Linked DNA regions of Homo sapiens: region 1 is linked to region 2. Evidence: chromatin loops called from intact Hi-C (ENCODE). Cell type or tissue: GM12878. All regions are shown on one strand. Each heading gives the region's core, and the rest is flanking DNA. Links, peaks and the distances in the headings are about the cores only.

Evidence for each region. A loop is a pair of places that touch in the nucleus more often than their neighbours do. Peaks named below come from ENCODE experiments on the same cell type or tissue, not always from the same donor. Only the 100,000 strongest peaks of a DNase experiment are listed, where the experiment ranks them.
Region 1: a loop joins it to region 2, with 2.1 times the contacts of the local background. A loop is called at or near these places in 6 of 110 quality-filtered maps.

Annotation. Positions count from the first base shown.
Region 1 is chr11:88,319,398-88,336,256 of GRCh38, reverse strand. CTSC (cathepsin C) reads left to right here. Exons shown (of 7, transcript NM_001814.6): 2 at 1,175-1,320. Among named protein-coding and RNA genes, the nearest start is that of CTSC, 9.9 kb to the left of the region's middle. RefSeq lists a silencer at 5,182-5,476 and an enhancer at 5,926-6,045. In GM12878, for the core only: no CTCF peak of the experiment used is centred there; DNase peaks (open chromatin) are centred at 8,465 and 9,005; H3K4me3 peaks cover 2,403 bases; H3K27ac peaks cover 3,193 bases.
Region 2 is chr11:88,223,426-88,240,284 of GRCh38, reverse strand. No RefSeq gene overlaps it. Among named protein-coding and RNA genes, the nearest start is that of MIR3166, 55 kb to the right of the region's middle. RefSeq lists a silencer at 15,995-16,195. In GM12878, for the core only: a CTCF peak has its summit at 8,225 (motif pointing left); a DNase peak (open chromatin) is centred at 8,145.

The DNA.
Region 1 (16,859 bases), core at 5,576-13,575, 95 kb before region 2:
TTTTTTTTTTTTTTTTTTAAATTTGAGTTTGAAGGTTGGGGCAGAAAGAGATCAGGATTTGCACTGCCCTGTCACATGCAATCTCCCATGTCAGAGCATTACTCTCAAACATGGAAAAACTTTAAAATACACAACTCTCCAGATGGACACAGCTGAATCATTTTCAGGAAGGCTCTGCCTATAAAATTACCTTTGGCCTTAATTCAGTAATTAAAGGCACCCACAGGTCTGAGCCCTCATCTATGAAGGTTAAACGTATCATTCCTATCAGCACTAATTGGTTTTATAGGATACAGACCTCTAGTTTGCTGAATAAACTTTGGAAGGATTCAGATTATGAGGTTCTAAACTGTAGAGCCTTTGAGGAGAAAGGTACCCCATTTCTTCTCCGAATAGATCATTTTGTGTCTTCTCCTGGGCTTAGCACATTGTCTTCCTTAGGATCTGATAGTCTGTTTATTTATCTTTTTGTTGTCATACCTTTTATTCTTGCATTTCCCACTTTTGACTAGCATTTTGCCTTTTCTCCGTTTCTGGAAGCCTGTAATTTTCAACATTCCCCATTTCTCCTTTTGTTCAGTGGAAAAATTTCTTCAGTGTTGGGATGCTCTGGAAAGGTACTGTAGTTTTGGGGGTCTCCCTGCCTGCTGGGCTGCATAGCATATCTCTCTTTTTTGAGACAAGGTCTCACTGTGTTGCCCAGGTTGGAATGCAGTTGTGCAATCATAGCTCACTGCAGCCTCCAACTCCTGGGCTCAAGCAATCCTTCCACCTCAGCTTCAGCCGCTCAAATAGCTGGGACTACAGGCAATGCACCACCATAACCAGCGAATTTTTAAAAATTATTTTTGTAGAGACAGGGTCTCACTATGTTGCCCAAACTAGTCTTGAAGTTCTGACCTCAGCCCCGCAAAGTGCTAGGATTACAGGCGTGAGCCACTGCTTCTGCTTGCATTATCTCAAATTTTTAGAGCCTAACTTCACAGTCTTGCCTCGGAGCAGGAACTGTTTGAGGCAACAAGATGGAGCCTCTGGTTTCTTCACTAGGCAGACTGTGCTCAAACTGGGTAGCATGAAAGGAAAGCAGCACAATTAAAATTGAAATTGGGGGATTCTTTCCCCTATTGAAATCCAAATAATTTTCCTTTATTGTGCTTTTTTTTTTTTTCTTTAGGACCACAAGAAAAAAAAGTAGTGGTGTACCTTCAGAAGCTGGATACAGCATATGATGACCTTGGCAATTCTGGCCATTTCACCATCATTTACAACCAAGGCTTTGAGATTGTGTTGAATGACTACAAGTGGTTTGCCTTTTTTAAGGTTAGTTTTGTTGGAAGTTGGATTTACATTTTCAATGATTTGATATCTGAAACCTCTTCTGATTAGTAGACCCTCAGAATTTTAATTTTAGATTAAGAAGATGACCGGAATTGACACCACTCTTCCCAAGAGTAGTAGTAGTTGGTATAATTTTGCCACTTTATTTAAAATTATGATTTTAGTAGGTTTACAAAATACCAGTGCTACATTTGAATATGTATAAATTATGTTTAAAATTTACATTTTGGTAAGTATGACTAAATTCTTAATTTATTTTCCTTATTACTACCACTTTATTTCTAAATGTTGCCATAGTCATTTGGCTTTGTTCTAAATCTGTAGGAAAGATAGAGAGATTACACATTTTGTTTTCTTGCAGTTACTATGCTGTCCTTCCTATCACTACCTGTTGGCTGAGGTAGTGATAGGCCTAAATGATTCATTATCTTAAATGTACTAAATATGTTGAGTAATTTTTTCTTCTAAACTAACAGAAAGAGAGAACCTAGGAGTTACTCCCTTAGGCTGGTTAAAGTGAAAGGTAGCCAAGTCAACCCAGCTTGTTTCCTTCTCTCATTAGGAAAGAACTATTGTTCATTCTCATAACACACTTTTTCCAATTGCAAACATACTCAGGGTTAAAATAGTTTAGCACAAATTGCAGCCCATTTCATTTGTTCTTCACAAGCTGGAACTTTTCTTGTAAGCTAAATATTAAATGGTTCAAGTAAATTGGATACATAAGCCTGAAACTAGGCGTTTCTCATTATACATAGAGTATAAATTAAGACAGACTTTTTCATGGTGAAAGGTTTACAGCCTTTAAAACATCTGGGAAGAAGTGGGAAAGTAGGGAATAACTCTGTTAAATATGATAAAAGACAAAGCACCAACAAAGGCCTAGTTCTAAACTTGTTATAATTTCTCATGGGAGTTGTGGTTTGTCACAAGGTTATGGCGGTCCAAGCAAGTTTACAATATTTTTTAGAATAATAACTCCCAGAAATATTTTTAAAATAAGGACCTTTCTTTAATATGGAAAAAAAAAAGATGAAATAGAGAGGAAGAGGTTGCCTTTCCTCAACTGGATTTGCTGGTGTGATATGCAGCTGGTGGAAACCAGTTTGTCCATGCTAGCTGTTGATGGCCACCAGTCCACTGAATTAGTGGAAACCCATGCTTAACCAGTTGTTAACTATTTTTAGTATCATTTCCAGATGCTACGCATTTTTTTTGTAAAAAACATACTTACAATAGTATCTATATAAATTTTTAAAATTGTAATGTATATGTGGTATATTTAACCTGAAAATAATCTTTGGTGTATACGTTGATGAGCCTAGGCCTTTGCAGACCTCTTACAGTTACTCTGTCACAGCCCTTCAAAGGTTCTTTGACTTCAGATTAAGAATCAATTGCATGTGGAATGCATGTGCAAAGGAAGAGATATTCAAGGCAATTGTTACCATGTACCATAAACCTTGTACATAATTTTTTGTCATTTTCTTTTCCTCTGTCTCTATCCCTTCTTCTTTGACACACAATAGACACCTAGTCAATTTATTACAAAAAAAATGAATGAATGAAGTGGAATTCAGTTGGGAAATAGGTTAAATAAATTATTTAGGAGATGAGGAATAGGTAAAAAGAGACAAGTACATAGTTTATTCTTTTGACTTAGAAAACTTTTGATTCTTAAATTCTGCAGAATTGGAGAAACTGGTGGGGAAACTTCTAAAATCATTATTTAATTACCAGAGATGTAATAGATATAGACAAAAGCAGTTTTCTTCTTTTATTATTTTTTCATCAGTTAGTTCTTAGCTTAAATAGTAGTCCAAAGCTGGTAGGGACAGAGGGAATTAGCTGGTGGCTGAATGAGGAATTGTATCACTTTTTGTGAATCACGGTGTAAGCACATTTGGTGTTTTGCCATTGCCTAAGAACATTAGTCACATTAGGTCAATAGAAAATCACTTTTTAAAGCCAAATAAAGTTATATGTGTTCCCAACCATGAGTTGGAAAGAATTAATATATATGCTGTTGGAGGGTAGAACCCTGCCTAATCATATGGTTCTGGATGGCATTGATCGAATCCTTATTCTTTCATTAGGAATAACAATAGAAAAAATACTCCTGCCCTACTGATTTCAGGATATGTCTATTTTAAAGTGCCCATTTGACAAAACCATTATCAGGGCCATGTTTTCTTTTTCTGCAGAAAAATCAACCACTCTGGTCAGTAGTTAGGTCTTATGACAAGCACCATAATTTCCTTAGGCAGAGTAGAATATAATAGGATACTTCTTTTTGAAACTTAATATAATCAGGTAGTTCCAGATAAACATAGCTTGCAAAGTGATAAAATACCATGTTATTTTAGTAAATCCAATTGCAAGAGTGATGGGAAACAGAGTTTAAAAACTTAAGAAAGATATTAAGATGGAGTTGACTTTGAATAATAAAGTCATCCACTGTTGATGGGTGACATTTATTAATACAGAAAGTTTACAGATTTTACCATAAGCATCAGGGTATTTCCTGCAGCTGGGGAAACCGTGCTTGAAAGGATGCGTAACTCAAGGAAAACACAAGCCCATGTAATAAGTATTGCATGTGAGAATTGTTCCTATAGAATTAGAAAGCATCTTTTACATTAAAATTTATTTTTGTAAAAAGAGAAAACATCAAAACTTGAGTAGTATTTGCTATTCAAAGAGTCTTACATAAACGAAAACATACTCAACCTACTGCCATTACAGAAATATTTGACAAATTCTTGCCATGCTTACCTGCCATCGTTGTTGTTATCCTACAAATCAATTGGATTTTCACGCCTCTCCACTGACTGGAACCCTACAACTTGCTTCCTTTTATCCTCTTTATATATGCTTCAGATATGCTTGAAGTAGATTGTTTCTTATTGTTCTTGCTGCTCGAGTTTGTTGAGTAGTTGGTACATGCAGAGTATTTGTATGTTATGACATATATAGGTTTTGTCCATGGTTCCTGGCTCATAACTCACTCCCAAGACCCTTGTTACAGAAACCAGAATCTCTCTCTCTGATCTTCTCCTACCCTCCTTTCATCTGCCCACTGCAGAACTCTAATCTGATTATGGTTTCTAAGACCCTCATACCAGAGAGTATTCTGCCCCATACCATAGCAGAAGGAACACTGCACAGAGACACCAAGAAGAATCTGAACAGACAGGCCTTGTTAGGTTTAGATCATGTCCTTATAACCTAATTATATTTTAACATGGTTATCCATGCTTTAATCATGTGTATTCAATGAACGCTCCATAAAAGCCCAAGAAGAACAGATTTGAGGGAATTCTGAAGCGCTAAACATGTAGGGTCTGACAGGAAGGTGAAGAAGAACTCATCATGCTGGAAGGGTGGTCCACCCTAACTCCGCAGGGACAGAAGCTCCTGTGTCTGGGACCCTTCCAGAACTTGCTCTATGTATCTCTTCAAGTGCCTGTGTATTTATATCCTTTCAAATATCCTTTGTAATAAATCATAAACATGTTTCCCTGAGTTTTTATGCCACTCTGTCAAATTAATTGAACCCAAAGAGGGGGTTATGGGAACCCCAATTTGAAGCCAGTCCATCAGAAGTTCTGGAGGCCTGGACTTGAGACTGGTGTCTAAAGTGGGCAGGCAGTCTTGGGGACTAAGCCCTCAACCTACGGGATCTGAAACTGTCTCCTGGTAGGTAGCATTGGAGTTGTACTGGAGGGCACTGAGCTGGTGTCTGCTGCAGAATTGATTGCTTGCTTGCTGGTGGGGAGAACTTCCTACATATTTTGGGGTCACCGAAGTCTTTTGTATTGATTGTTGTTGCTGACTGAGAATAGGAAAAAGCACGTTGAGTAGTTTTTCCACACCACAGCATTCTTTTAGGCTCCTGCTTTTACCTTCTGCTTCCCTCAGCATCCTGCATCTCACCAGGAGAGACACAGCTTCTTTGCCATTCTCGGCATTCCACTTCGGAATCAATCAGAATAGCTCCTATTGCTAGAAACTTGCTTTATTAAGTTCTGTTTATTCAGGGCTTATCTGAAAGAGAAACATTTTTTATGATTTGAGATTTCTAAGCCATTTTAAAACTTGGTTTTAACAGCTTGAGAAATTGGGGGTATAGTAGGGATGGAGATACATATATTTGGATGTGACTTCAAGCTAGATAAAAGTTTGGAAGGAATAAAAGTTTGACATCTAAAGTTTTTGCATAGTTTGAGTTGAGCAGGAGGTACTAGGTATGTTTTTAAAATATTTTTTTCAGCCAGGCACGGTGACTCATACCTGTAATCCCAGCACTTTGGGAGGCCGAGACAGGCGATCACCTGAGGTCAGGCGTTCGAGACCAGTCTGGCCAACATGAAGAAACCCCGTCTCTACTAAAAATACAAAAATTAGCTGGGTGCGGTGACACATGCCTGTAATCCCAGCTATTCAGGAGGCTGAGGCAGGAGAATTGCTTGAACCCAGGAGGCAGAGGTTGCAGTGAGCCGAGATCACACCATTGCACTCCAGCCTGGGTGTCTCAAAATAATAATAATAATAAAAAAATGAAAGATTTTTTCTTACTCAGCATCCTCCAGGCATTTTATTATCTGAGCACTTTATGGGAGTTGCATATTACATTTAGGGCCCACTCAGGTGGGTGGGTATCTAAGCATTTGAAATAACCTTATGTAAACTAATAAGGAGTAATCAGGCCTGTGGCAAGATGGAAACAGTCTTAGAGGCATTCAAATTCAAATTTCCTTTAAAACACTGGGCTGGCCAAAACAAAAGACAATACTATCTACAGGCCAGTTTCTAAGATTATCAGATTTTAGTAGCATTTACCATTTCATTGTACTTGGCACACTTTAGCAAATTTGCACTTCTTAAAAGTACCTGCAGGCAATCTCCTATATAAAAACACAATGCAGGCTAGCTTGGCTCCTGCCTTTAATTCCAGCACTTTGAGAAGTTGGAGACTAGCGTGGCCAACGTGGTGAAACCTCATCTCCACTAAAAATACAAAAATTAGCCAGGCATAGCAGCGCACGCCTGTAGTCCCAGTTACTTGGGAGGCCGAGGCAGTAGAATCACTTGAACGCTGGAGACAGAGCATGGAGTGAGCTGAGATTGCACCACTGCACTCCATCCTGGGTGACAGCGTGAGACTCTGTCTCCAAACAAAACAAAACACACACACACACAATGTAACAACACGAAACAGAATACTGTGAAAATGCTTAATTATGTCTGACTTTACATGATGGCTGGATATGTGATTATTTTTTCTTCTTTATGCTCTTATGTACTTTGTTCATTTTTAATGATGATCATGTATAAAGCTCCTCTGTGTAGCATTCTCTCCACCAAATTGCCCAGAGACAGGAAGTCCTGTAAAACAAACTAAGCTCCAAAAAATGACCTCCTGTTGAATAGGCTTTTTTTTTTTTTTTTTTTTTTTTTTTTGAAATGGAGTCTAGCTCTGTCTCCCAGGCCCTCGCTCCTTCCACCTCCTGGGTTTAAGAGATTGTCCTTCCTCAGCCTCCAGAGTAGATTGGATTACAGGTGCCCGCCATCACGCCCAGCTAATTTTTGTATTTTTAGTAGAGATGGGGTTTCACCATGTTGACCAGACTGGTCTTGAACTCCTGACCCCAAGTGATCCGCCCGCCTGGACCTCCCCAAGTGCTGGGATTACAGGTGTGAGCCACCACGCCCAGCCTGAATAGGCTTTCTAACCTACTGTTTCTCATTTTACTTTCTCTGAGGCAGTAAAAGAAACTGACTCTAAAAGGGAGCAGTAGAGAAGGAACTCAGATTTTATTTTGAAGATTAAGCTACTCAAGGGCTGAGGAAATATGTAGAGGGGAAGTAGACTCATTATGGCTGGAAATTTTATTTGGTGATAGTGAAGCAAATCTTAGGGCTTTCTAATTGAGCTCTTGTTTGAAAGGCTCCAATCTTAATAGAACTATAAGCTAAAAAAAATGACCATCAGTGTTTCTAAAGCAAGTTGCTACTCAAAACAAGAACACTTTGGGAGGCTGGGGCTGGTGGATCACCTGAGGTCAGAAGATGGAGTCCAGCCTCAACATGGTGAAACCCCTCTATACTAAAAATACAAAAAGTAGCCGGGTGTGGTGGTGCACGCCTATAGTCTCAGCCACCTGGGAGGCTGGGGCAGAAGAATCGCTTGAACCCGGGAGGTGGAGGTTGCAGTGAGCTGACATTGTGCCACTGCATTTCAGCCTGGGTGACAGAGTGAGACTCTGTCTCAAAAACAAAACAAACAGAAACAAGAACTCTATGTTGAGAAATCCATACTAGAGGGTTTAATTTCTCACTTTGTGTGCTAGTGATTAATAAATTTCAAGCTTATCACACAGCCAGAAATGTCGCCTGTGTTTCTACAATAAAAGATTTGGGAATATTGTGACATTTTTTCACTGAGCCTTCTGGGTTCATTATTAAGATATAACAATTTTAGAAGACTTATTGAGATAGGTATACTTTTTAAAATTTGGATTCAATATATCAAGCTCAGCATTTTGTCTTTTTTTTGTTTTGTTTTAAACAACTTTGGGTTTACTTGTAAGAGTATTTCAGTGGAGGAAAAGTATCAGAAGTTTAGCACTGAGTGCCTGCCTAACTATTTTATGTCTTCTTTCATGATGATGCTTAATCTCAACATAATGACTCAGTTTACCATTGTAAACTCTTTGTAGGATGTCACTGATTTTATCAGTCATTTGTTCATGCAGCTGGGAACTGTGGGGATATATGATTTGCCACATCTGAGGAACAAACTGGGTGAGCTCCATTGAAAAATTTCTAACTTTCTTATTAAAAGCAAGCTTCCTCACTTCCTGATGGCTTATGCAAATTAATGCCTATTTATTCATCAGAGGGTGACTGGAGAGATTATGGTTTTCTTATGAATTTCTTGCTTGAGCCTGCTTGTCTGCTGTTTCTAAGTTGTCTGCACTATTTTATGTGAGTAATTTTCTACTTTATTATGTTCTGTTTTCACATGTCAAATCAGCTCTCCCAAGAATGCTACTTGTAACCTAAGTAGACGTGAACCGAAAAGGGTAAAGACCCAGCTAAAAAAAAGGTTGACTCAAGTTCAGTTCACATTCGTAAAGTAGTTAGGCTGCCTTAGGTTGCTTATTCTTTTCTTGAAAAGAATCCCTCAAGAGAGAAACATGTGAGGCCACAGCAGCTTAGATCTGTCTTCCACAGAGAAGGTGGCTTTTACAGAGAAATTGACATACTCATCACTTATCTGACATGACCCAGCTTTGTAAAACTGGCTTCTATTAAAATAGTCTTAATAGACTATTCACTGAGGAGGAGAGAATCTTATTCACTCTTTACATTCTCTTCACATTTTCAGAATAGATGTTTAAATCATTGCTCACACTGGATCCATAAATGTCTAAAATGTTGATGAAGAAATAGGTGATTAGAGAGTAAAATTAATAGAGACTTACCCTTCCTTGCATTTTAACATAATATTCTTTCCCCTTTTCCTTCCTCTGTTACTTGGCTCTTAAATACCAGAAGTGAGATATGAAAAAGGGAACTGGGAACAAGTATTGAAAGCACCATAGGTTTATCTTATATTAGCATTTTCCAAACTTTATAATGAACCAGCAGTGACCCACACATCTGCCAGGTAGGAATTGCTCATCAGTTGTGTCGCGTTATCTTGTTAAGCTTCAGCAATGTTCCATACAGCCACTAATAACAGATCAAAGTGAGCATTAGGGTTGAAATTAGTAAGCTGTTTCTTCTCAGTTCTTTCTGGTAGTTGAATAAATATAGAATGTATTAAATAGTTTTCTTTATTTCAGAACTTCTCAGAGTCTGTAATATATTGTATGGTGGTAGCTTAGGAGGAAGATGCAATAGGAAACTTTTCCCAGATAGGTTCACTATTTTTTTTTTCCACGAAAAATAAGCTGTTCTCAAAATACAGTTTACAAAATTTTATCCTTAACTCTTCACTCTTTCTCCTAGTTAGGGAGACCGCTCCACCAGTAGAAAAGATAAACCCTGGTAATTTGTTGTGTAAATGGGATAAATAGCCTAGTACCTAGTCATGTGGATTCAGGCAGCACTGAGCCTAAATTAAAGTTTGCAAGGTATACATGTTAATGTATCTAAGTTACTATATTTAGCCTGTTTCTTAAGTATGTTTCAGAAACATATTCGTTTTTTTCAGTGGCAGTTACCTTCAGATGCATGTGCTTCTAAAGCATGTTGGTTGCATGTGCAGTACATGTTGCTTAAGCATTTAGCTTCAGAATGGCATCTTTCCTGTGAATGTCTTAACATTTACAAAAATATACCAGGATCTCAAATATCAGTGCTGGTATTTTTTTTTTTTTTTACTTAAAGAAACTGATATGATTAAATATTAAGAGACAATATGATCCTTGTTGGCTTGTAACCCTAGTTTTTATTGTCTTGTAGTTATTAAATAGAGCATCTGTTGAGGGACTCTTTTAAAACCACAGCCATGAACAGACGTTGGGGCTAAGAGACAGAGCAGCCTGCGACAGTGTGGACCTACCTGTAGCAGCTAGCAAAGGCCTCTAGCAGCTACAGTCCCTTCTGGAGTCTTTATTTGCATGCAAAATGCAAAGGAGTCCTGGTGACCTACCTCCAAGGCAGCTGCCCTCCTGAACACTCCCTTGGAAAACAGTAAACATCATTTTGGAATGTGAACAACCAGAGACTACACAGGAGAAAGGAAAAAAAAATTCTGAAGATGCAAAATCTTGGGTGGCTTCACCGTTCAGTTTTTTAATAAAAGGAACAATATACAACACGTTGTTCTTTTTCTCTTTTGAAATCCCTTCTATTACAGTGATTTTTTTCTAAGATTGTCAGGATTTGAAGTGTATGTTTTGTTTTATTCACAGCGTAAATTTTATTCACAGTTTAACTGTCTGCCTGAGTGTCTTTCCTTTCTCTAATTACCTTGAGGAACCCAAGAGCCTGTTGTAAGGAGAAAATAAGGCCCTTGGATCTCTTGAGATTCACAGATATAAGTTATTGAAGGGAAGATGGTCCTATGGAGGACATATTTAAAGAAGGGAAAAAAGAGGCTTTCTCAGATATGTCAGACTGCTATAGTATACTTCTACAGATTATAGACCTCCAGTACCTCTGGCCAGAAAGATGGTATCGTAAACACCCTATTTTTTTTCTTTTCTTTTTTCATTAGGTACAAGCTTTGTGCTAAGAAGTTGACATACTATAAGCTACAAAAGTTCTGTAAAGTAGATATAACTAGTTTCATTTTATAGATAGAGAAAATTAATCTCTTACAGTGCTAAGCTCACAGAGTTTCTAACTGTAAAATGCTAGAACTTGTCTTTCAAGCCTAAAGACTTCCTTGGGGCTAAATAGTGAAAAAAGCCATTTCACAAATAAGTAAATGGTATTTAGAGGCATATTTGGATTTCCTGGTAAATTCCAGTCTGTGAGCATCATGAATATTAGTTTAATGTTGCATGGGCTCATGTTGAAGTTTTAAGAGAAGAACTGCCTTGAAGCTTAGGTTTCCTTAGCTATTAGGCTACTGACTTTCTTGCCTAAACCAGGGTTTTTTCATTGAAGACCAAAACTTACCTTCTCCTTCAGTTTGTAGTTTGGAAATTGGTAGAAGAGCTTTGTAAACTTCAAATTAAGTACAAACTAAGTGTCATAGTCAAATTTACTAATCTTAATTACAGTATTGTTCAACTGATTGCTATCTTCTAGCTCTTTCCTGCCGAATAATGGTCTTGTTTCCTGCTCTGTTGGTTTAGAGCTGACTTCTTTCAGCTTTGGTAAGCCTGAAATTATGGGGTTATGTTTAATTCATATTGTCTGGGTGGACTTTCCTCTCTTGCATTTCTGCTTGAATAGAAGAATTTTTCTCTAGAGAGTAGTTTGTCATCCTTACTCTGTTGATTCAGATGACTCTTTGTATGATCTGAGAGGTATACTGTTCTGCTATTCTGAGAAGAAGTATTTCAGAAAGATGAATTAAGAGTACAGTGGACTGCTCCCACCTGGAAACTTTTATCTATCTCACCTCTGGACCTGATAAATTCTTTATCACTCAGGACCTTGATGACGCTGCTCTCTGAAACCCTCCCCAGCTCTCTCTATTACCGTGAGAAACATCAGAACTTTGGTTCCCATTGCATATCGCAGGTACCTCTGCTTTCATGCCATGCTGTAATGGAGTGATTGGGTAGCATGTTTTCATCTCTTTCCAGATTGAAAATCTGTATTTCTCCCTGTATATCTTCAACACCTAATGCACATAGAACTTTGTAGGTACCTGGAAAATGCACCACAGTTTTCTTTTCTTTTTGCAGACTTTTCACAAGTATTACCAACTTACAAAGAATTAATTTTGTAGGATTCTAGAAAGACAAATCAGGAATGGTGCCATATACATCTTTTTTGATTCCCTGCTCTAAAGAATATTATCAGGTTACCTTCCTGCAGAGTTTTAAAAGAATTGCATATTTCAAGCTGACTTTCAGGATGTAAATATAACCAAAGCAACTGATATGTAAAAAATATATTCAATGGCATTCCTAGATTTTCTTCTAGGGTGTTTTATTGTTTTGGGTTTTACATTTAAGTCTTTAATCCATCTTGAGTTAATTTTTGTATAGGTATAAGAAAGGGGTCCAGTTTTAATTTTCTGCGTATGGCTAGCCAGTTCTCCCAGCACCATTTATTAAATAGGGAATCCTTTCCCTATTGTTTGTTTTTGTACGGTTTGTCAAAGATTAGATGGTTGTAGATGTGTGGTCTTATTTCTGAGATCTTCATTCTCTTCCACTGGTCTATGTGTCTGTTTTTGTACCATGCTTTTTTGGTTACTGTAGCCTTGTAGTATAGTATGAAAGATAGCATGATGCCTCCAGGTTTGTTCTTTTTGCTTAGGATTGTCTTGGCTATACGAGCTTTTTTTTGGTTCTATATGAATTTTAAAATAGTTTCTTCTAATTGTGTGAAGAATGTTAATGGTAGTTTAATGGGAATAGCATTGAATCTGTGAATTGCTTTGGGCAGTATGGCCATTTTCATGATATTGATTCTTCCTATCCATGAGCATGTAACGTTTTTCCCTTCGTTTGTGTCCTCTCTCATTTCCTTGAGTAGTGGTTTGTAGTTCTCCTTGAAGAGATCCTTCACTTCTTCTGTATTCCTAGATATTTTATTCTCTCTGTAGCTATTGGGAATGGGAGTTCATTCATGATTTTGCTCTCTGCTTGCCTTTTGTTGGTGTATAGGGATCCTGGTGACTTCTGCACATTGATTTTGTATCCTGAGACTTTACCGAAGTTGCTTATCAGCTTAAGAAGCTTTTGGGCTGAGATGATGGGGTTTTCTAGATATAGGATCATGTTATCTTCAAACAAAGACAATTTGACTTCCTCTCTTCCTATTTGAGTACGCTTTATTTCTTTCTCTTGCCTGATTGCCCTGGCCAGAACTCCCAATACTATATTGAATAAGAATGGTGAGAGAGGGCATCCTTGTCTTGTGCCAGTTTTCACGGGGAATGCTTCCAGCTTTTGCCCATTCAGTATGATATTATCTGTGGGTTTCTCATAAAAAGCTCTTATTATTTGAGATACGTTCCTTCAATACCTAGTTTATTGAGAGTTTTTAACATGAAGCGATGTTGAATTGTATCGAAGGCCTTTTCTGTGTCTATTGAGATAATCATGTGGTTTTTGTCTTTAGTTCTGTTTATGTGATGAATGACGTTTATTGATTTGCATATGTTGAACCGGCCTTGCATCCTGGGGATGAAGCCAACTTGACTGTGGTAGATAAGCTTTTGGATGTGCTGCTGGATTTGGTTTATCAGTATTTCATTGAGATTTTTTGCGTCGAAGTTCATCAGGGATATTGGACTGAAGTTTTCTTTTTGTTGTCGTATCTCTGCCAGGTTTTGGTATCAGGATGATGCTGGCCTCATAAAATGAGTTAGGGAGGAGTCCCTCCTTTTCAATTGTTTGGAATAGTTTCAGAAGAAAGGGTATCAGCTCCTCTTTGTACCTCTGGTAGAATTCAACTGTAAATCCATCTGGTCCTGGACTTTTTTTCATTAGTAGGCTATTTATTACTGCCTCACTTTCATAACTTGTTATTGATCTATTCAGGGATCCAACTTCTTCCTGATTCAGTCTTGGGAGTGTGTATGCATCCAGGAATTTATCCATTTCTTCTAGATTTTCTAGTTTCTTTGCATAGAGGTGTTTGTAGTATTTGCTGTTGGTTGTTTGTACTTCTGTGAGATCAGTGGTGGTATCCTGTTTATCATTTTTTATTGTGTCTGTTTGATTCTTCTCTTATTTTTGACAAAGCTGACAAAAAGAAGCAATAGGGAAAGGACTCTCTATTCAATTAATCCTACTGTATATCTGGCTAGCCATATGCAGAAAATTGAAACTGTTCCTGTTTCTTAATCCATATACGAAAATCAACTTACGATGGATTAAAGACTTAAATGTAAAACCCAAAATTATAAAACCCTGGAATAGAATATAGGCAATATCATTCTGGACATAGGAATGGGCAAAGATTTTATGAGAAAGACACCAAAAGCAATTACAACAAAAGCAAAAATTGGCAAATGAGATCTAATTAAACTAAAGAGCTCTGCACAGCAAAAGAAACTACTGTCAGAGTGAACAGGCAACCAACAGAATGGGAGAAAATTTTTTCAATCTATCCATATGACAAAGGTCTAACATCCAGAATCTACAAGGAACTTAACAAATTTACAAGAAAAAAGGAGCCCCATTAAAAAGTTGGCAAAGAACATGAACAGACACTTCCCAGAAGATATTCATGTGGCCAATAAACATGAAGAAAAGCTCAACATCACTGACCATTAGAGACGTGCATATCAAAATCACAATGAGATACCATCTCATGTCACAATGGTGATTATTAAAAAGTCAAACAACATGCTAGTGAGGTTGTAGAGAAATAAGAACGCTTTTACACTGTTGGTGGGAATGTCAACTAATTCAACCACTGTGGAAGACAGTGTGGTGATTCCTCAAGGATTTAGAACCAGAAATATCATTACTGCATATAGACCCAAAGGAATAGAAATCATTCTATTACAAAGATACATGCACATGTATGTTTATTACAGCACTATTCACAATAGCAAAGACATGGAATCAACCCAAATGCTCATCAGTGATAGACTGGAAAAAGAGAATGTGGAACATAAACACCATGGAATACTATGCAGCAATAAAAAGGAATGAGATCCTGTCCTTTTCAGGGACATGGATGGAGTTGGAAGCTGTTATCCTCAGCAAACTAATGCAGGAACAGAAAACCAACCACCACATGTTCTCACTTATAAGTGGGAGCTGAACAATAGAACACATGGGCACAGGGAGGGGAATAACACACACTGGGGCCAGTCAGGGGGTGGGGGGTCAAGCTGAGGGAGAGCATTAGAAAAAATAGCTAATGCATTCTGGGCTTAACCCATTTATGCCTAGTGTTCCATTTCTGGAATGCTAAGCATGTGGAAGTTCTTTATATCCTGCTCAAGGTCATTGCCAAGGTCTGATTTTTCACATTCAACAAATTGCAACCTCTGGCATAAATGGGTTAATACCTAGGTGATGAGTTGATAGGTGCAGGAAACCACCATGGCACATGTTTATCTATGTAAGAAACCTGCACATCCTACACATGTACCCTGGAACTTAAAAAATTTAAAATATATATGTATATATATTTAATATGGAATTTTAAAAATTACTAATGAGTTCTTTTATCTGAGTAATTTTGCATCAACATGCTTTTATTATGGAAGAGAAGATTCAGTGAGTACAAAATTGCAGATACATGTGTCAGAAGATCCCTGAATATAATAAGGCTTAGTATTCTGTGTCATAATTGCCTGTTTGTATTCCTCTCTGGTCTTTAAACTTCATTAGGGCAAGGATCAACTCCATCTTACTAACCATTTGATTCCCTATGTATTACACGATATATGACCAATAATAAGCCTTCAATAAATACTTGTAAAATAAAGAATGTTATGTAATATATCATGTGGTATTGTTTTATTGATGTGTTCTTTGAAGTGTTACCTTTGTGTCCTTAGAGGCTATGGTGGGCCCTCAGGCCATATATGTTGGATGATTTAGTGGAAAAGAGATTAGACTTTTATATTTTATTCTATTTATTTATTTATGTTTTAATCTTGTGTAAGCCTATAGAGGCCAAGATAGGGCTCAGAGTTAAAAACAGTGATGTTCTAACTTTCAAAACTACTAAAAACAAAATTAGCTATCAAGGGAAATCCTGAGTGTTCTGACTGCAGGGGTTCCCCAAAGCCTGGAGGACCGAAGCTTTGAAATGCTGCATGGTGTGCCTCACCTCTGTTGAGTATAGTGAGGAACATGAGCTGAGGAGTGGATTAGATGAACTCTTAAGATTTTTTTCCAACTTTACGGTTTGAGTTTATGAGTAAGTAAGTGAGGAATGAGCCCAGGGACTTTGACTACTTTGCTGTGCAGTAAATTGCTGTTTTCTTAGCTAATTCTGGAGTGTGTATTTTGGTTTTAATGTAATGTCCTTTCAGCACTGGAAATAAACAGATTTATGACCCTCCATTTTCACATGTAAACTTCCAGTTCCTTCAGTAAAATGCTGGAAGTTGCTTGGCTGTAACCACTGTAACTATTTCCTGGCAGTTTTGCATTTTATTACAATTCGACTTTTTAAATGCATGGTTCAGTCCAGTTAATAGGCAGAAAACTATAGCTATTCCTTGGAACTGACATAGGGAAGTTGGTTTCTTTCTGAGGAAAGATGTGACACTCTGATGGATTTGGCAAAATACCAATTCAGTAAAATTTGCCTGGTTCCTTTCTGACAGCAAATGGAGGTAATTGTACGTATATAGATTTCTACAGTAAACAAAGGGCAAAAATGGAAACATTTTTTGTTTTTTAATGTTGCTGGAATATAATATTTCCATATTTGGTTAATCATCAAATCATTCAACTCCATGCAAAGTACTCTTTTCAAAATTACAAATCATCTTGATGGATTAGACTTGGATGTCTAAATTTTTTATTATGTATTCTAAATTATCTATAGGTACATTTTGAAAATTATATATACATGTATCACTGTACTACATTTGTTATAAAATGTGAAATATTAAGCGATTAAATACTTTATTAATGTCATAAAATTGTGCCCTACCCAAAATATATTTTAAGAAGATATCATTTGAAAATAATGTAAAATATTCTTCATTATTATGATTTTGTTGCCAAAAGTAATGTTAGAGTCCCTGTTACTGATAATTTTCATGACTGTAAATTTTCAACATTTGGAAACAAAATTTTCTGATGTGTTTTAAAATCTTAAAGAATTTCAGTAGATTTTGACACATTTTTGTTAAAAGTATGAAAGTGTCACAGCTTTAGAAGGATTTAGAATAATTATCA
Region 2 (16,859 bases), core at 4,317-12,316:
AATGCAGGTCAGAGCTAGTTGTTGTGGCTTAAGAAAATGTAAAGAAGCACTGGGGCTGACACTAGCTTTCAGGGCCTGGGTCTTCAAAGACCTGCCTTTCCAGGCAGAAAGCTGGACAAGGAGACTGTATAGCAACTTGGAGCAGCAGAAGTTGGAGGACCATGGCTCCTTCAAGGAAACACACAGCTGCAAGGAACAGGAACATTACACACACACACACACACACACACACACACACACACACACACACATCTTGCTTCTTCTCTGCTAAAGATTTTGATGACTGATATACACCATTTCAGAGCTATATACCTTCTACAACCCTCCTTTCCTGTTCTTGTATCATACAAGGGAAGAGAGAGAGGAACCCACACCAATAGTCCTTCAAATAATTAATAGTGAATTTTCCACACATTTTGGTGGGTAGAGGAGTCTTATGTGAATCTTTAATAAAATTGAGAAGTTTAAAGAAATGTGATATTACTTGCACTTTGAGTATTGAGAAGTTTGGACTTGTATTCTAATTCATCACACTTGCTTGAGTTAAATTGGGGTCAGCTGACAGACTCACGTTTTGATTTCTTGCAGATATTGAAACAGAATATAAATATAAGTCAATACTGTAGTATTCTGACTTAACATTGACCTGAAGGAAATAACACTACAGTCCTTATTACTCCAATCAAATAAGACTGCATAGATATGGGAATAAGTCTCAAATTTGACTTCGCTTTCTGTGATGCCCTTTTGGAGCCTAATTTTGAAACCACAGAGAAAGTCTTACAGTGCTTTACCACTCTGACCAGTGTGATTCTCCCCTGAGCACATTCTCTAGGCCTCCAGGCCCAGAAGGCCAGAAATATCAGGAGTTGATGCATTAGGGAGCAACCATCAGCCAAAGAGAGACCATAATTAGAGGTTAATATACATCTTCCTTGCCCCTGGGGACTAGGAGTCTAACCCTGTGACATGTTCTACATTATCTCCCTAAGTTCCTTGCCCATTAGGATTGAGCCCTTGTTGTCTACAGTATTAACTTGCTTGATATTGTAAACTTTGCTGGCTTTTTTCCACTTCCTGTCTCCTGTCCTCATTTTCTTATTGGTACTTCCTGGGACCACTTCCCAAATATTCTATTTGCACACAAGTATTTGTCTCAGGGACTGCTCTAGAGAAAATCCAATCAAAGAACCTCCTTGGGTTAGAAAAGAGATGTAATGAATACTTAATAGGTGCCTAGAATGGAAATTTAAAAATGATGTTAAATAGCCATCAGGTGATATTGTATTATCCTATCAAAGAAGGAAGCTGGCTATACTCCAAGGGCCTCTTTAATGAGGGGACATTTATTGCCATGGTAAATTTTCCCCAATCTGAGGCCTTGCTGATCTTGTCAGCAGAAAGAGAACTTATCCCTTGGGCATAGTTATGTATGTCAAGCTCAATGAACTAAGGTATAATACTCAAATACCAGTTTATGGGTTTACCAGAATAAATAATGGCCACAGGGACTAGAATACTCAACCTCCAAGTGACCATTACATATTGTTGCTAGAGGCTGATCCACATGGGATTCCAAATAAGTATCAAAGGTTGTGAGAATAACATGGAATCAGGACAAGGGAAGCCAGAGGCACTCAAGGTCTAATGGCATTAGCCTCAGATTCCCTGATCACCTCATCTGTGGGTAAGGGTAGTAGTGCCTATGAAAATAGAAATAGAAAAGTCCTAGGTATAAAATCTCTCCAACCTTTCCACATTGGGGATTCCCTTCTGAATAAGACTTTTAGATTATTGGCTACATTTGAATATCCTTTGGAAAATGCTTAGATGTTGAATGCCTTTGAGATTCTCAACTCCTCCTTCTAAGTCTCATATTCCTTCTTAAAATGCTAATAAATTCCATCAAATACAAATCAGTTCTACTGGACTGTAAATTATTCAGACTTGTTCAGTGATTTTGCATATGTTAGCTCTAATTTTAATTTCCAAGGAGCAAACTCATTTTCCTAGTATTTAATTTGGGGAGGGCTAAAAAACTGCAGCCCCTACATAGTAATAGCACCAGGCTGGTAATACTAAATCCAGGCTGCATTTCATTTGTTATCACAACCAGTCTTTGAGGTAGAATTTATTATCCGTGTTTTAGTCACAAGAAAACAGAGAGCTTCAGTTAGGACAAGTTACTTGCTTAAGGATGAAATTGGAATTCAAGCCTGGATTTATCTAAGTCAGTGAGTCCTGTTCTTTCTAAAATTAACCCTTGAACAAGTTGAGATAGAAGCACCAACTCCCCGCACAGTTGAAAATTCATGTATAATTTTGACTCTTCAATAGCCTATTGTTGACTGGAAGCCTTACTAATAACATAAACAGCCAACTAACACTTTTTGTGTTATATGTATTGTATACTATATTCTGACAATAAAGTGCATTAGAGAAAAAAAATATTAGGAAAATCATAAGGAAGAGAAAAAATATTTAGTTTTCTTACGTGAAAGTGGATCATCATATAGGTCTTCATGACGAGTGGGCTGAGGAGAAGAAGAAAGAGGAGGAGTTAGTCTTGCCATCTCAGGGGTAGCAGAGGCAGAAGAAAATATGCATATAAGTGGACCCTAACAGTTTAAACTTGTGTTGTTCAAGGGTCAACTGTACTTTGTCATGCTACCCAAAAGTTACTGTACCAAGCTTCTATTTTTAAATTGATCTGAACAAAAGCTTTCACTACTAGGACAAAATTTGACAACTTCTAAGGGTTTATCCACCTCCAAGAGAGTATGATTCTCTAATGCTCCTGGCTTTGCTAAACCTCAGAATTGAGATCTTTTTCTAAATAAGTCTGACAAAAATGATTGCTCTTGGTTATTCAGGGGCAAGAAACTCTGCCTGAGTTATCTTTCTAATTGCCTCTGTTTTTCACTTCACCAACCTTAGGATCATATTATTACTCACTGGATCTCCTTACTAATGCACACTGCACCAGATATTGATATTTCACAGGGAATGAAAGTAACTTTCTAAAGACTGTAAAGGATCTAGTTACCTGTATTGACTCTGCCCAGAAGCAACCACAAACAATGCTGTAATTAACTGAGTTTAGCTATAAATGGGAAACATGAGGGTGATTTTTATTATAGACGAATAAAGGCAAGCTCACTAAGCTGATGGGTAGCTTATTTAACATTGTGAAATTTGTTCAATGCTTCTATACTGTCTTTTTAAAAAATCCTTTTCCCTTCTTTGCTGCTTCTCTTTTTCCCTTCTCCCCTTCCCTATTAAAAATGTTTATTTTTTCCCAGTATAAAATTAGATGGTAATCAAAGAACATTTTAGAAAATACAGATTAAAAATATCTATTTTCTACTAATTAGAAATGACCACTTTAACCTTGTAAAATATATTTTCCTTTTTTGTTATTGTTTTGGCGTAGATACATAACATAAACCACTATTTAGGTTTTTTTCTTAAAGAATATCAGTAGATATCCTTGAGGATTCCAGCTATTTCACAGTCTCCTTTTCCTAGAAGAGATGACTTTAGAACAGGCTGGGAGGAGAGAGCCAGGTAAAGAAAGATATGCATCTATGCAAAGGCTGCAAGGGCCACAAATACAGGGCATCGGAGAAGCAAGCAGTGCAGGGGCTGGAATAGGAAGTGCTGGAAAAGGAGTGGTCAGGAGATGAGCAGGGCCAGATGAACATGGGCCCTGAATGCCAAGAAAAGAAATGTGGACTCCAGCCAGAGGCCACAGGGAGGGGATGGAGTGGGTGGTAGCTTGATCAGAGTTCCAGCACAGTGCCTGGCACATAGTAAGGGCTCAGTCAATATTTATCCAATGAATAAATGAAGAATAAATAGCAGCCATGTAGGAAGCCAGTTAGGAAACTCCAGTTTCCTAAGTTTGTTAAGGTCTGAAGTAAAGTTCTCAAAAATATAGATAATCAAGGTACAATGGGTTACAAGAAAGTTAAATAAGATTCCTGTCTCTTACCAAGTTTCCCCCTTGCTGGGTAGGTAAGATACTTTTACTTGGTGCCCCTTGTTACTCTTCATAAGCCTCTGTTAGTTCACTTCTCAGATGGAATTGAATCTTCTAGTTTAATTGGCTATTTGATGAATTAGTGATTAAATTAACATGCAGAGAGTCTTTGTGGCTTTAAATGCAAATAAGCATAAGATGAATTTCTATCCTCCATGCATCCCATCTACCAATATCCTATAGATGCCAATGATTTGCCAGGTACTTGCTTGAGGTAGAAGCCCTATACAATAGAAATTTGATATTCTGAGCAAGCAAAAACTTACTCTTTGTGTAATACAAATTTAAAAACTGATTTTAAACACTTCAAGCCATAGTGTTATTTCATTCCTTGTAGCTATTTTAAATCCAGTTAATGACAAAATTGTGAGCAAGATTTAAGGGCATAAACATTTGTAGAAAGAAGCTTGCAATGAAGAATTCTCTAAACCATTTAGGTAGCATACAACTTTTTTTCTATTTTCTTACTTTTGGTGGTGGTTCTGTATTATTATGTGTTTTAGGCAAAATATTTATTCTCATATATATCAGAATAAATTTAACCAGCATATCAGACCTGTGATTTTATGGAGGATATTGCTAAACAACATCTAACTTTAATCATTTAAAAAAGTAATAGTCTGGATAATACTTAATATTAACAAAGATTATGGCTGTGATACATGAATATTTGGAAGCAATGGCTGATCTCAAATTTCAAGAATAGGACTGACTCTTCCTGGATTTCTTAAGTTAATTCTAGTTAATTTTCTGGGAAGAGTTAAAGTTTGTCATTTTATATTATTTTTAACCTCAGTCAACTGGAAACAGTCTTTACCATCAGAATTTGAGTTTGTGCAGTCCTTAGACATCTCCTCTCTATTCAGTACTCCACTCTACAAAGTACCTACTATGTATGTACAAGGAGCTTATATATACTGTAACATTAGATTATCATATTTAGTTTTTATGTTGAACCAGTAAGAAATGCATTAATATTCCTGTTTTGGAGATGAGGAAATTAAGGAGCAAAAATGTTGTATAAACTTTCAAAATCGTGTAGCTAATAAATAATGAAGCTAAGATTTATATGAAAATCTAAATCAAATGTCCACGTTCTTAGCACAGTATACTCTGCCTCCTCACCAGCAAATCCTATGGAATTACCAGGAGTTAGAAATCAGTATGTTATAGCTGACATGAAAAAAAAAAATTCACCTGAGAGTAAATTCAGGACCGTATACATAAGAAGAGAAACGACATTTAGTAATAGCCCTTAAATTTGCATCACACTTTATTGTTTGCAAGCCTGTCATGTATCACACCTTCATAATACCTCACATGGGGTGGAAATGTGGGCATGGGTTACTATTCCCATTTTAGATGAAGAAACAGAATTTTCTTAGGAAAATTACAGCAACTTGGCCAAGGTTACAGCCTAATTTAAGGCAGATTGAGAAGCAGAATCCAGGATCCGACATTGTGAGGTCTTTCTATGCATGGAGCAACTTCTAACAGGCTTGTACTTTAGTAGAAAGCAGGGCTGGAGACACTGTTGGAGTAGCCACCCCAGACAGATTTCACAGCCAAGAAGACAAGACAGAGGATTTGCACACAAACTATACCAGGCCTCATAGTCGGTTTTTTGTTGGTGGAATTTCAAACATCTCACCTACTGCTTATGTATATCGTTTCATTTATTGATCTGTTTCATTGTTGATCCATTAATCTATCCATCCATCCATCCATCCATTCTTCATCGTCGTTGTCATCATCATCATTGACATTATTATTACTACTATTGAATAGCTACTTTATGAAGGTACTATGCTAGGATATGAAGTTATAAAGTCAAACAAGACCAGATCTCTGCTTTTAAGGATCTCATAGACCAAAGGAATAGATAAATATGAACAAATATTTGTATTATAAAATGGCAAATCTAAAGGAGGGGCAGGAAAAGAGTACACAGACTTAAGGATGGAACAAGCAACCACTGGGGAGTGAGAGTGTAATGTAGGGAAGGCCCCAGGATGGAGGACATACCTAAAAGGTAAGTAGTTTGAGGTAACTAAGTGGAAAGGATTTTTCTGAGGGGAAGCTTGTACTAAGGCACAGAGCTACAGCATATTTTGGTTTGTTTAGAAAAATGCATGTGTTCCTTAATTATTGGTGAGAAAAGTGTAAGAAAAGGAGGGTAGGTAGTAAGCAGGCAGGGATAGTCCAGAGTCAGAGCAAATCTCACAGCAGGAGGGACTCCAGGAACCAGGAGAACCAATTCTAGAGGTGCAAAGCTCAGTTTGAATGGGTATTATCAAAGAGAAAGTAGGAAATGTGGCAATATTGTGTGTGTGTGTGTGTGTGTGTGTGTGTGTGTGTGTGTGTGTGATGTCAGGGCTCTAGATACTGAGAATGGATAGGGAGGAGGAAAACGGTGTCAAAGGGTGTCATCTCAGACTTATCACAAGGTAGAAAGAAAAGTTGCCGGCTTTTTCAGAATTCTTAAGTATTTTTATATTAACTTCTGTCCCGTCTCCTTAATACTCTTCTTTAAGTTTTAAAATAATGTAACTACATATGGAAAAGAAGAGAAAGAAGGATATATACACACACATATCACCTATCATTTTGTTCTACAGCATTCACTGTTTTAGCAACAATATTGTGTATTTTTCTCCTGTTTTGTTTTTATGTCTGTTGTTAGAAAATTAAAGGTAAAAGAAAACAATTCTATATAATACGCCACTATGAGAAATTTTTGCCAGTTATTTCTTTAAAAATGAAAAAGAGGTAGAATACAGGGCCTAATAGTGACCCTAAGTGTGTAGTGGTTCGAATGACAGGCTTTGGAGCCAAAAAAGATCAAATACAGAATTCCAGCTCTGACATTTACCCGTTGTACAATTTATTTTTTGTTGTTCTTAACTTTTTTTTCTGAAACATTGGAATAATATTACCCAACTCACAGATTTGGTTGCAATAAATAGTAAGTTAATTCTTATATCCTTTTCTGTAAAGGTTGTAAGACATTTCTTTCCCTTTTTTTTATAAAAGTGATTTATGTTTTTATTTTGAATTTACAAATTTAGCAATGAAAATTCTAGAAGTTTAATTAATCTTTATATATGGAGCACCTCTATTTCTAGCTACTCTACCTTTTGTATAAATATATTAACTGACACAAAAGCTTTCTATCAGAAGACCAGATTTTTTCAGCTGTGAGGATAAAGTCTCATTTAGTGTTCTTTTAAAGGTAAATCTAGCTGGGAGGAATGAGATAGCATAGAAAAAGCTAACTGTTTTAAACAATTTTTGAACAGCGTTATTTTCAACAATATAACCATCCTTATTTGTTGTATCATTTCTATTTTTGAGATTGCTGCATGCAATTGTGAGATTCCCTTCTAGGACAGTGGCATGGTAGCAGGTTGTCATTGTGTAAAAGGGGTTATGATAGAACTGAAGGGACAGCAAAGCTATCAATGATCGTCTGTCATAATCAGTTTTTTTCTTACAATCATCTCATCTCAAGACCCCATAACTCCGCACTCTGATTGTGCCCATTAGGCACAGCAGATGGTACCATTTTACTCCGTGGAAGCAGTGAGCAGAAAACTTGCCTCCGACCACAACATTTGTGAGCAGAAAAACTAGACAGCCTTTTCCCCTCAGTATGCCCAAGCCCTGGCATTTAGTTGCAGTAGGCAAGTGATGTAAAAACCCTTTGATGATCTAGAAGAGGAAACATAGATACTTTTATTCTAATGCACACTGTTGTGAGCCTTGACTATGAAGCACACTTCCTCTGGCTGAGAGTGTGTGTTCACAAGCTAATTAACGTTTTCCAACCCTGCTTTGTCTTGCCATAGAAAAGATGGATCAGATATTTCTCCTGATTTTATGTAAGCTGTACATCTTTTCTGTTTATAACCATGGAAGAAAAACAATAACTGTGGCAAATGCAAAGACCTACGGCAATACACACTCTGGGTGCTGATTTGGGGCATGTTACTAAATCAATGTGTGACCTAGGCAATTCTCTTCCTTAGCTAGTTCTCAGATTTCTCCTCTGTGAGAATGAAGGGGTAGGATCACTGATTTGCTTCATCCTTTCCAGCATCAGCATCCGATGGACTAAAGTGATTAATGTTGGGCCTGTGGCAAGCGCAGATTTTATGGGGTTCCACCTAGTGGCTTTGCTCCATATTACGGTTCTAAGTGAGTATGGCATGGTTGTATAGAATAGAGGCTTTTGAGGCTACAGACCTTGCTCTGAGTCCTGACTTTGTGCTCAATATCCAAGTAAACTTGGGCAGCTTCTTAGCTCTTTGTGATTTGTTTGCTTTTCTATAAAAATGGAAAATAATACCTATTATATAAGGTGGTTATGAAGATTAAATGTTAGCACAAAACACAGGAATAAAAGTGAGGGCAGCATTATTAGATTCTAGGGAAATTAAAGTGACAGTTAAAAATAGTGACAACTGGCTGGTAGATGGGGACCTGCTCTGGGTGCATATCCATGAAACTCACTGTGCATCATATAAAGATGGCCAGCTAGACATAGGTAATATGTGCCTCCTCCTAGGAGAGGAACCAGGATAGTAAGTAGATATCAGAATAGTTGGCAGATACTCACATTTTAAACAGATCATATAGGGCACAATGCTAGGATTCCCCAGAGCAGTGACAAGAAGCACCCGAAATAGGTAAAGAGAGAGCAAGACAGCTTGCCCAGCCAGGAACCAGCTAAAAGTTAGGAGAGCCTCCTGGACATGGGGAAATAGTAAAAGAGAAACCCCCGGGGTTCCAAAATCAGCTTTTACTATCATGGCCACCAAAGAAACCCTTAACTCGTTAGGGCCTTGGGCTTGACATACAGAGCTGGCTAAAGATTGCAAAGAGATGTTTCTCCAGAAAGAGAACCCATGCAAAATTTCACAGGCACCTGAGCTTGGAGCAGCCTCAGCTGGGAGCTATCTTGAGAGCCTAGATACTGGAGATCTACAAACATGGCTGGGGCTACTGCACTGCTCCAACAAGAGAAAGAAGAGGCTGGGCACTCCCATGCACCCCTAGGAGGGTGCTTGCTGCCCTGCTGTGGGCTGCTGTGAGACTGAGATGTAAGTGGACCATATTCCCCATAGCTTCTTGCCCATACTGCTAGACTGGAAGGTACTCTGCCCACCCTGGGTCCCAGGCCCAGGGTGAGTGCCATTTTGAGAGTTTAAGGCTGAGCCATATGTCACCTTAGGCCTGAGTTCAGGCTGATGTGGTTGTAGCTGCCATCTGGCCAAGGAGGAACAAGAAGACAAAGGTATCCTATGTATATCTAAGACAATATTTACTTCCCTGCAACAGGCTGCTGTGAGATTGAGACACAAGTGGACTGTATTCTCCACAGCTTCATGCCCACACTGCCTGCATGGGAGGAGACCCACCCTCCCTGACTATAGACTCAAGGTGCCATTTTGAGAGTTTAATGCTTGGTTGTCCCCTGCCCTTGAGATGAGTTTGACTTGACATGGCTTCAGCTAATGCCCAGTTAAAGAGGTATAGGAAAGCCAGGCTTCCCAATGCACATCTAGGTCAATACCCAGTACCCTACTACGGGCTGCTGTAAGACCAAGACTCAAGTAAACTGCTTTTCCCATAGCTTCTTGCCCATGCTTCTTGCCTGAAGGGACCTTACACTCCCTGGTCACAGGCCCAGAGTGCCATTCTGAGAACTTAATACTGGGCTGTGCCCCAACCTTGGGCCAAGTTTGAGGTGACATAGTTGCAGCTGCCACCCAGCTGGGAAAGGGATAAGTGAGACAAAGCTCTCCTAAGCACAGTTAGGACAATGCTTACTGCCCTGCTACAGGTGGCTGTGGGACTGGAGACTAGCCCACCCAACCCATCACAGCTTCCAGCAACAACAACATGCGTTGCTTGGGTCCCAGTGGGTTGCACCACCATTGCTACTACCATCACCCATACCACATTAGCTACCAAGGGTCCTAAGAACCCACCCACACACTGGGACCACTGCTCTTACTATTAATTTCTAAGCAAGCCACGTGAAGGCTCAAGAATCAGTCCTCCCAGACTCACAAACACTAGAGCCAGTGTAAGTTGCTCTGGGGCCTGAAAGGACCCCACTGCTACTACCACCAGAGCCTGAAGACTGATTTAGTTGGTGTCCAGGTCACTAGCTTAATTCCACCACAAACTCAACTATTAGCTGTACCCTTAGTCACTGAGGAAATCACAGAGACCACTGCCCTGTGTACTGCCAAAATATTCATACAAAGATCACACTACCATGAGCACCCAAAATCAAAGCCACAGTATCTTAACTGAATCAACAACATATACACATCCTCAGGAAAAAATTCTCCCCTATGAAAGCAATTTCAAAAACTTGGAAAAAGTGACTGCTATACAAGATGCACCAAAATCAATGGAGGGACACAGGAAACATGAAAAATCAGGGAAATATGATACCATCAAAGGACCAAAATTATCCAATAACAGATCCCAATCAAAAATAATTCCTCTTTAAAAGTTCAGATAAAGAATTCAAAATACTGATCTTAAAGAATCTCAATGAGATGCAAGATAAACCTGAAAATCAATACAAAGAAATCAGAAAATCAATCCAGGATATTAATGAGAAATTTACCAAGGAGATGAACATCATAAAAACAAATAGAATAGAAATTCTGGAATTAAAAAATTCATTGAAAGAAATAAAAAATATATCCAAAAGTTTCAATAATAGACTAGACCAAGAAGAAGCATCTCAGAACTTGAAGACAAGACTTTCAAAATAATCCTGTCAGACAAAAATAAGAGAAACAGAATAAAAAATGAATGAACAAAGCTTTCAGACATCTGGGACCAGATAAAGTGACCAAATTTACTAATTATTGGTATTGCCAAAAGTGAAGAGGGATCAAAAAGTTTAGAAAACATATTTAAGAAAATAATGAAAATTTCTCATCTATCAAGAAAGTTAGGCATCTAGATACAGGGGACACAGCAACCCCAAGGAAAATACATTGCACAAAGGACCTCACCATGGCATATTATACTCAGAATGTCTAAAGTCCAAGTGAAATAAAGAGTTTTAAAATTAGCAAGAGAAAAATATCAAGTCAACTATAAAGGAAATCCCATCAAACTAACTGTGGACTCTTCAGCAAAAGTATTACAGGCCAGAAGAGAATGAGATGGCACTTTCAAAATACTGAAAGAAAAACTTCCAGCCAATGATTTTGTATCCTGCCAGAATAAGCTTTATAAATGAAGGATAATTTAAGTCATTCTCAGACAAGAAAGAACTGAGAAAACTTGCCACTACTAGACTCTAGACTAGACCTATAGTAAATGCTCAAAGAGTCCTTAAGCAAGAAATGAAAGGTTAATATTCACCACCATGAAAACACATGGCAATATACAACTTACAGTTTGTATAAAACAATCACACAAAAGAGGAATAGAAAGATGTCAAAGATACCACAGAATTTCATTAAACCACAAAGACAAAAAGAAAAAAAAAGAATTGTTTAAAACAACTTGAAATCAATCAATAATAAGCCAGAAACAAAGCCTCACATATCAATATTAACCTTGAATGTAAATGAATAAAATGCTGCACTTAAAAGATAAAGATTGGCAGAATAGACAAAAAGCCCACAATCCAACTATATGGTACAAGAAATTCACCTTGCTGAATTAGACTGAAAGTAAAGGGATGAAAACTATATGGTACAAGAAATTCACCTTACTGAATTAGACGGAAAGTAAAGGGGTGAAAAAAGATATTCTACACAAACCAACCAAAAGTGAGTAGGAGTAGCTATGCTTATATCAGATAAAGCAGACTTTAAATCAAAAACAGTAAAGAAAGAAGATGAAGGAGGCCATTATGTAATGATAAAGGGATCAATTCAGCAAGAGGATATAACGATCCTAAGTATATATGCATACAACATTGGAGCACCTATATTTACCAAACAAATATTACTAGACCAAAAGAAAGAGACAGACAGCAATGCAATAACAGTAGAGAGTTTTAATATCCCACTAACAGCACTAGACAGATCATTGAGGTAGAAACTTAACAAAGAAACATTGGCCTTAAATTGGACTTCAGAACAAATTGACTTAATAGACATTTATAAAACATTCTACCTAATAAATAGAGAATATGCATTATTTTCACAATCGCATGGAATATTCTCTAAGATAGACCAAATATTAGGCCAAAAATAAGTATTAACAGATTGTAAAAAATCAAAATCATATCAAGTACTTACTCAGATTACACTGGAATAAAGTCAGAAATCAATGCCAACGCAGTCTGGTAAATATACACGTACATGGAAATTAAACGGCATGCCTGAATGATCACTGTGTCAATGAAGAGGTATAGTTGGAAATTTAAAAATTTTTTGAAGTAAATGAAAATGGAAACACAACATACCAAAACCTGTGGGATACAGCAAAAGCAGTGCTAAGAGGAAAGTTTATAGCATTAAAAGCCTACATCAAAAAAGTAGAAAGATCACAAGTTAATAACTTAAATTGCACCTCAAGAAACTAAAAAAAGAACAAACCAAACCCAAAGTTAGCAGAAAAAAGGAAATAACAAAGATCAGAGCAGAATGAAATGAAATTCAGATTTAAAGAATACAAAGAATCAATGAAATGAGCAGTTGAGTCTTTGAAAAGATAAAAAAGTTAATAAACTACTAGCTAAACTAACCAAGGAAAGAAGAGCCAAATAAATACAACCAGAAATGAAGAAGTAGACATTACAACTGATACCACAAAAATACAAAAGATCATCAGATACAATATGAACAACTATAGTCTCACAAACAACAAAACTTAGAGGAAATGGATAAATTCCTGGAAACACATAACTGCCTGATATTGAACTAGGAAGAAATAGAACTCCTGAATAGACCAGTAATGAGTGATGAGTTGAACATTTCCCAACCAAAATAAAGCCCAATACCAGATGGATTCACAGCCAAATTCTACCAGACATACAATGAATATCAGTCCTCCTGAAACTATTCCAAAAAATCAAGGAAAGTGAAATTCTCCCTCACCATTGTACAAGTCCAGTACCACAATGATACCCAAACCAGACAAGGACACAACAAGGAAACAATACTACAGACCAATATCCCTAGTGAACATAGATACAAAAACCCTCAATAAAATACTAGCAAGTAAAATCCAACAGCACATCAAACAGATAATACATCATGATCAGGTGAGATTTGTCCCAAGGATGCAAGGATGGTTCAACCATCCTTCAATGAATAAACAAACCATCCATTCAATCAATAAATGTGATGCATCACATAGAATTAAGGACAAAATACTTAGGATCATTTCAATGGAAATAGAAAAAAGTTTCAATATAATTCAGCATCCTTTCATGATAAAAATTCTCAGCAACTTAGGCATAAATGGAACATATCTCAACATAATAAAGGCTGTTTAGGACAGACCCATGGCCACATCATACTTGCAGGGAAAAGTTGAAAGCATTCCAAAAAGTGGAACAAGACAAGGTTGTCCACTTTCACCACTGTTATACAGTACAGTACTGGAAGTCCTTACTAGAGCAATAAAGAAAAGGAAAAAGATAAAAAGCATCCGGTTTGGAACAAAGTTAGTCAAATTATCTATTCTCATTGATTATATGATCTTACATGTAGAAAACCCTAAAGACTCAACCAAAAAACTCAAAAATTTGAGAAATAAATTTAGTAAAGTTTCAGGATATAAAATTAATGTACAGAAATTAGTAGCATTTCAATATAACAATAATGATCTAGCCAGGAGCCAAATCAAGAAGGTAACCTGTTCACAATAGCTACAAAAAAATACCTAAGAATATATTTAACCAAGGCAGTGAAAGGTTTGTATAAGGTGAACTACGAAACACTGATGAAAGTAATCTTGCATGACGCAAACAAATGGAAAAACATTCCATGCTCATGGACGGGAAGAGTGAATAGTGTTATAATGACCATACTGCCTGAAGCAACCTACAGATTCAATGCAGTTCCTATCAAATTACCAAGGTCATTTTTCACAGAATCAGTAAGAACAATACTAAAATTCATATGGAATTTTAAAAAAGCCTGAATAACCAAAGCAATCTTAAGCAAAAAGAACAAAACTTGAGGCAACACACTATCTGACTTCAAATTATACTACAAGGATATCGTAAGCAAAAAATCATGGTACTGGTATAAAAATAGACACAGAGACCAATGGAACCATATAGAGAATGCAGAAATAAAGCCACATGCCTACAGCAAATTGATCTTCAACAAACTCAACAAAAATATACACTGGGGAAAGGATACCCTATTCAATAAGTGATGCTGGGAAAATTAGAAGCCATGTGGAGAAAAATGAAACTGGACCCATATCTCTCACCATATACAAGAGTTAAGCCAAGATGGATTAAAGAGCTAAATGTATAACTTGAAGATATAAAATTCTAGAAGAAAACCTAGGAAAAACGCTTTTTGACATTTGCCTAGGAAAAGAATTTATGAGTAAGTCCTCAAAAGCAAACACAACAAAACAAAAATAAACAAATGGGATTTAATTAAACAAAAACCTTCTCCAAAGCAAAAAGAATCAACAGAGTAAACAGACAAATGGGAAGAAACTTCCAAACTATGCATCTGACAAAGGGCTAATATCTAGAATTTACGAGGATCTCAAACAAATCAACAAGAGATAAACAAAAAACTCTATTAAAAAGTAAGCAAAAGATGTGAACATTTTTTCAAAAGAAGACATATAAGCTGCCAAAAAACATATTGACAAATCCTTAGCATCACTAATCATCAGAGACCACAATGAGATACCATCTTATACTAGTCAGAATTGCTATCATTAAAAAGTCTAAAAACAAAAGATGTTGGCAACGATGTGGAGAAAAGGGAACACTTATACACTACTGGTGGGAATGCAAATTAGTGAAACATTTATGGAAAACAGAATGGAGATTTTTCAAATAACAGAAAATATAACTACCATTTGATCCGGCAATTTAACCTCTGGGTATATACCCAAAGAGAAATAAATCATTATATAAAAAAGATACCTGCACCTTGTTTATCACAGCACTATTTACAGTAGCAAAGATAAGGAATCAACTTAAGTAGCTATCAACAGAGGACTGGATAAAGAAAATGTGGTGTGTATATGTATATGTATATATATGAAATATAGTGATATATACATGTGACATAAATACATATGATATACACACACCATGGAATACTACTCAGCCATAAAAAAGAATGAAATCATGTTTTTAGCAACAACATGGGTGGAACTGGAGGTCATTATCCTTAGTGAAATAATTCAGAAAGTCAAATACCACATGTTCTCCCTTACAAGTGGGAGCCAAGCACTGGGTACACATGGCCATACAGAGTGGATAATAGACATTGGAGACTACCAAAGGTGGGAGAGTGGGATGGGGATGAGGATTTGAAAACTATCTGTTGGGGTGATGGGTACAGTAAAAGCAAACTTCACCACTATGCAATGTATTCATGTAAGATTCCTGCATTTCTGTCCCTTAAACCCTGTGACAGTTACATCTTCCGTATGAAATGTTAAATATACCATCCCTCAAAAAAAATGATCTCTTCTACTAATCAGATCATTGTAACTAAGCATTAATCTTTACTTAGAAACATGTTGAAATTCTGGTAAGATTTTCTAAACATTCTCTATATAAGTAACCCCACACCTCTACACTTTGGAACACTGATTTTCATTCTTAGGAATCTGTGCTTCCCATGTGGGACCATCTCAACCTTTCTGCTTGGAATAAACTCTCTTTAGAAACTAGAAAATAAGGGTAGAGCCAAGATGGCCAAATAGGAACAGCTCTAGTCTACAGCTCCCAGTGTGAGCAATGCAGAAGACGAATGATTTCTGCATTTACAACTGAGCTACCAGGTGCATCTCACTGGGGATTGTCAGACAGTGGGTGCAGGACAGTGGGTGCAGTGCACTGAGCCTGAGCTGAAGCAGGGTGAGGCATCACCTCACCCGGGAAGTAAAAGGGGTGAGGGAATTCCCTTTCCTAGCCAAGGAAAGGGGTGACAGACGGCACCTGGAATATCGGGTCACTCCCACCCTAATACTGCACTTTTCCGATGGTCTTAGCAAACGGAGATTATATCCTTAGCATCAGGAGATTATATCCTGTGCCTGGCTCAGAGGCTCTGACACCCACGGAGCCTCACTCATTGCTAGCACAGCAGTCTGAGATCAAACTGCAAGGCGGCAGCGAGGCTGGGAGAGGGGTGCCTGCCATTGCCCAGGCTTGAGTAGATAAACAAAGCGGCCAGGGCACTCCAACTGGGTGGAGCCCACCACAGCTCAAGGAGGCCTGCCTGCCTCTGTAGACTCCACCTCTGGGGGCAGGGCATAGCCAAACAAAAGGCAGCAGAAACTTCTGCAGACTTAAATGACCCTGTCTGACAGCTTTGAAGAGAGTAGTGGTTCTCCCAGCATGCACCTTGAGATCAGAGAACGGACAGACTCCTCAAGTGTGTCCCTGACCCCTGAGTAGCCTAACTGGGAGGCACTCCCCAGTAGGGGCAGACTGACACCTCACACGGCCGGGTACTCCTCTGAGACAAAACTTCCAGAGGAATGATCAGGCAGCAACATTTGTTGTTCACCAATATCTGCTGTTCTGCAGCCTCTGCTGCTGATACCCAGGCAAACAGGGTCTGGAGTGGACCTCCAGCAAACTCCAACAGACCTGCAGCTGAGGGTCCTGACT